Linked DNA regions of Homo sapiens: region 1 is linked to region 2. Evidence: read pairs that join two places in POLR2A ChIA-PET (ENCODE). Cell type or tissue: K562. All regions are shown on one strand. Region 1 overlaps TULP1 (TUB like protein 1). Region 2 overlaps PPARD (peroxisome proliferator activated receptor delta).

Region 1 (2,500 bases), 160 kb before region 2:
GGACAAGAGGGTTGGAAGGCAGCCTTCAGCCCCAGTAGACACCTTCTTTGCCTGACCCCCATCTTCCATTTCCAGGAGACCTGGGAAGCCCTGACCCCCCACCGAAACCTCTGCGTGTTAGGAATAAGGAAGCTCCAGCAGGGGAGGGGACCAAGATGAGAAAGACCAAGAAGAAAGGTGAGCCCAGCCTAGGGAGGAACAGGGGACTCCAGTTGCGGTGGGGGTTGTGACGCTTTCACATCCACACATGCAGGGTCTGGGGAGGCCGACAAGGACCCCTCAGGGAGCCCAGCCAGTGCGAGGAAGAGCCCAGCAGCCATGTTTCTGGTTGGGGAAGGCAGTCCTGACAAGAAAGCCCTGAAGAAGAAAGGTGGATGGCAAGGGCTTCTGGTGTGGTGACATCTTGAGGTGGTCCTGGGGGCGGGGAGCTAGAGGGTCCTTACAGCATACAAGACAGTGCTAGGTAAGGAGTTTGCCAGGTCTAGAGTCAGACAACGTGCAGGGCATCTTGACCCCCGCTTTGATAGCTATGCGGTCTCAGGCAGGTGTCTTAGCCTTTTTGGGCTCTAATAATAACATGGGGTCGACTCTCTTGTGGTTGTGGGGAGCATCCAAGTGAGACATGGGTGTTGGAAGCACTTTGCAAACCAGGGTGAGGAGTTCACAGCCTTGTTTCCCCCTCCACGCTCAGGCACTCCCAAAGGCGCGAGGAAGGAGGAAGAAGAGGAGGAGGAGGCAGCTACGGTGATAAAGAAGAGCAATCAAAAGGGCAAAGCCAAAGGAAAAGGCAAAAAGGTTGGGGCCCAGAGGGGCAGGGGGCTGAGGTCCCTTCAGGGAGCAGAGGCAGGGGCCTGGACTTGGGAGCCTAGAGGGTGGGGGCTTGGAGCCACTTGAGGTTAGAACCTTGGCTCCCCCTCTTGTGACAGGATATAAGGACAAAGGAAACCAGATTTGTGCAAACAGAGGAGGCGTTTGTGGGGTCACCAGGCTAGGACTGGCCATGCAAGGGCCTTATGTCATCTGGGCTCTCTGAGGCCTCCCCTCTGGAGCATAACCATCAGACAGCCAGAGATGTCCCCACGCCCCCACCATGTTTTCTGTGCCAGGGAGGAGGAGCACACAGGCAGAGAGGCAGATGAGTACTGACTGACAGTCAGCTGCACCGGTTGTTAAAATGTTTCCACCCTACAGCCCTGAGCTCCCCAGGCGCTTTCACTCACCTTACCCAGGACCTCCCAACCTCCCAGCAACTAAACACTCCAGCAACGAAAGGGTTAATACTGCCCATCAGGAGCCTCCCTGTTTCTCCTCCAAGCTTACCAGTATGCATCTCCATGGCGAACAGGTTGTTAAATATTTTGAATATTGCCCCTGCTCCCAAACAGGACTCAGACACCAACACACAAAAGCTGGAGTAAGCAGGAGAGGGAGGTCCAACTGACAGAAAGTAACAAAAGTCTTCAAGGAACAGGTTTCTCCCAGTGGGAAGATCACCACGAGGACAGGGCCTGGATTTTAGCTTTGTAGGTTTATTAGTTTGTGCAGGAGTGGTCAGGTCTAGGGGGACTGATTCACATTAACCAAGATCACCAGATGCTGATGTACAAACTGAAAGGCCAGTTTACTGTCTCCCAGAGGGGAATGTAACTGCAGAACAGCCTTCAGTACAGTAGGCTCTTGAAATTTGCAGCTGCTGAAGTGTTTGAATAAGTTCTGGCTTTCTCCACATCGTGTTCCAAACATAGTCTTTTGTTTCCCAGGTTTCTTCTGGAACAACCTAGAGTAGAGAACAGGTGATCACTTGTCCCTGAGCTGAGGGTTCACTGCTCTACATCAGCCTCCCTCAAACACACTGCAAACCTGTGCTCAACAAAAACAGCCATGGCCAGGCAAAGTGGCTCATGCCTGTAATCCCAGCACTTTGGGAGGAGGAGGCAGATGGGTCACTTGAAGTCAGGAGTTCAAACCAGCCTGGCGAATAGTAGAGATGGTGAAACCCCATCTCTACTAAAAATACAAAAATTATCGGGGCATGGTGATGCGCACCTGTAGTCCCAGCTACTTAGGAGGATGAGGCAGGAGAATCACTTGAACCCAGGAGGTGGAGGCTGCAGCGAGCTGAGATCACGCCACTGCATTCCAGCCTGGGCAACAAGAGCGAGGCTCCATCTCAAAAAAATAAAAAATAAATTTTAAAAAATGGCCAACCACAGCACATCTTTGTGGATTCTTCGTGGCTCCCAAATAGCATTGAACCCTCAAATGCACACACCCAGGCTGGCAGTCCATGCTTGCCTCTGTTGGAAAAGTTGGGCTTAGACTCTTGGCTCCCTTCCTGTGAGGGATAGAACATGAGGACAAAGGGCACCAGGTTTGTGAGAACAGAAGGGGCTGTTGTGGGGTCACCAGGCCACCCTAGGGCTTTATGTCACCAAATTGTTCTTAGGAGTTTCTCAATGAGCAAAGTGAGCTTACATATTCATTCATGTGTTAACTATGC
Region 2 (2,500 bases):
AGAACATGGAAACAGCAATGGGAACCCAGAGCATTGTTCAGACTCTTGGTGAGAACCTCCTACCCCTGCAGAGATGGAAGAAACAATTCTGTGTGTTATGGCCAGCTCTCATATATACCAGCAAACCACAGACCCATGAGGCAGAGATTGGATCTGTTTTTTACTATTATCATTTCCCAAGTGCCTGGCACATAGTTGGCACTTAAAAATATTTGTTCCCGGCTGGGCACAGTGGCTCACATCTGTAATCCCAGCACTCTGGGAGGCTGAGGCGGGTAGATCATCTGACATCAGGAGTTTGAGACCAGTCTGGCTAACATGGTGAAACCCCGTCTCTACTAAAAATACAAAATTTAGCCAGATGTGGTGGCGCATGCCTGTAATCTCAGCTACTCAGGAGGCTGAGGTAGGAGAATCGCTTGAACCTAAGAGGCGGAGGTTGCAGTGAGCCGAGATCACGGCATTGCACTCCAGCCTGGACAACAAGAGCGAAACTCCATCTCAAAAAAAAAAAAAAAAGGCCAGGTGCGGTGGCTCACGCCTGTAATCCCAGCACTTTGGGAGGCTGAGGCGGGCGGATCACCTGAGGTCAGGAGTTCCAGACCAGCCTGGCCAACATGGTGAAACCCCATCTCTACTAAAAATACAAAAATTAGCCGGGCGTGGTGGCAGGTGCCTATAATCCCAGCTACTTGGGAGGCTGAGACAGGAGAAGCACTTGAACCCAGGAGAAGGAGGTGGCAGTGAGCCAAGATCACGCCATTGCACTCCAGTCTGGGGGACAAGAGCAAGACTTCGTCTCAAAAACAAACAAACAAACAAAATATATATATATATATATATTTGCCCCCTAATAAGAGAGAATGATGGACACCATCTTTGTGGCCTGGCACCCTAGGTACCCATATAGGCAAAGACGAAAGTTCGTTCATTTACTCATTCAACAAAAATTTATTCATTATCTCCTCTGTGCCAGGCACTATCCTAGACACAACAGGCAGCAAAACAACTCCCTGCCCTGTGGAGTTTATCTTTTAATGGGCGCAAAGGTGGGAATCTCCATGCTCCTGAAAAAACTATGTAAGCCATAGACTTTCAATAATTACTTAATAAATGCCTATACTATGCATAAGCAACTGGTACCAGATGCTGTGACAGGAACCTGGAATCTGGGAATAAGCCCTAGTGAAATTATTTCATCTTCAAGGTCAGGATCTTAAATCTGGATCCTGTGTCAGTGGTGGTCAGAGACCCCTGAGTAAAGAAAATGGGATTACCTCGTTGGTGCATCTGTCTTCATCTGTTGGTGAGCAGAAGCCACTGTGTGAGTATCACGTGCATGCCCAAAACACTGTACAACACTGCAGGATAGAAAAAACCCCAACAGCTTTAGCTGACAGGTGCCAGGGGCCCTCAAAGCAACTCTAATAAGTTATACCCACCGTAACTCAAAGAGTGTTCCTAAGGTAATCTGGCTCCTCGTCGGTCCCTTACACACCACCCTGAGATGTGATTCTGAGCCTGAGTCAGCAAATATTTCCCCAATCCTGGAAGGAGTCTGCTCACTCCCAAGTAAGCAGACACTGGCTTTGCTGATTTTATCAGGTCGGCGCAGAAGGCGCAGGCAAGGTAAGAAGGGAGCTGGGTAGAAGCTCATAAATGAAGATGTCCTGAGTCATAGTTGATGCCTTCACCAAAGCCCCTGCAGAATGAACTGGAGTCACATGCCAATCACCAGCCTGCTGAGTTATGAAGGCTAGGAGCCATCTGCCAAGGAAGAAGACCCATATGTCTGAAACCTGATGCAAGGGGCCATGTTCTCCCTGCCAGGCTCAAGGCAAGCTCCAAGGGCTCCTCTGACACCCTGGAATCCAGCTGTTGCAAGCAGCTCCTCACCCTGGCTCCAACGGCAGAGAAAAATGTGCATGGACACCAAACCATCTCCAAGAAGCAGCCATTAGGTAATCTGGGACATGGCATTGACAATGGCACCGGGCACAGGGCTTCTGACATCATATAAGCAAGGGCCTGGCAGAACGGACAAAGCCCACAGAGACCTGGGTAGGGAGGAAGAGAATGTTTCCAGTGTGGGCAATGCTGAGCAGTAAAGCTGTGTCCTGCAATTTCCAAGCCCTTCAGAGGCACTGGAGCAAGGCACCACTGTTCAGCTTCCCAGCCTGCAGAGAGCACTCAGGGAGGTGGGCCTCAGGGACAGGATATAGCTGAAGCCCTTAGAAGTGACAGGTCCAGGCTGGTTGTGGTGGCTCACGCCTGTAATCCCAGCACTTTGGGAGGCTGAGGCGGGCAGATCACGAGGTCAGGAAATCGAGACCATCTCGACTAACACGGTGAAACCCTGTCTCTACTAAAACTACAAAAAAAAATGAGCCAGGCGTGGTGGCGGGCGCCTGTAGTCCCAGCTACTCAGGAGGCTGAGGCAGAAGAATGGCGTGAACCTGGGAGATGGAGCTTGCAGTGAGCCAAGATCGCACCACTGCAC

What was found. Peaks named below come from ENCODE experiments on the same cell type or tissue, not always from the same donor. Only the 100,000 strongest peaks of a DNase experiment are listed, where the experiment ranks them.
Region 1: POLR2A ChIA-PET joins it to region 2 with 5 read pairs; 6 of 35 experiments call an interaction of 5 or more read pairs at or near these places.

The regions. Positions count from the first base shown.
Region 1 is chr6:35,507,504-35,510,003 of GRCh38, reverse strand. It overlaps TULP1 (TUB like protein 1), which reads left to right. Exons shown (of 15, transcript NM_003322.6): 6 at 76-177; 7 at 254-370; 8 at 692-795. It overlaps LOC124901309 (a long non-coding RNA gene), which reads right to left. Exons shown (of 2, transcript XR_007059561.1): 2 at 1,510-1,777. Among named protein-coding and RNA genes, the nearest start is that of TULP1, 4.1 kb to the left of the region's middle. RefSeq lists a silencer at 1,443-1,643. In K562, no CTCF peak of the experiment used is centred here; no DNase peak of the experiment used is centred here; H3K27me3 peaks cover 2,176 bases.
Region 2 is chr6:35,345,928-35,348,427 of GRCh38, reverse strand. It overlaps PPARD (peroxisome proliferator activated receptor delta), which reads right to left. Exons shown (of 8, transcript NM_006238.5): 2 at 1,278-1,361. Among named protein-coding and RNA genes, the nearest start is that of PPARD, 4.6 kb to the right of the region's middle. In K562, no CTCF peak of the experiment used is centred here; a DNase peak (open chromatin) is centred at 1,527.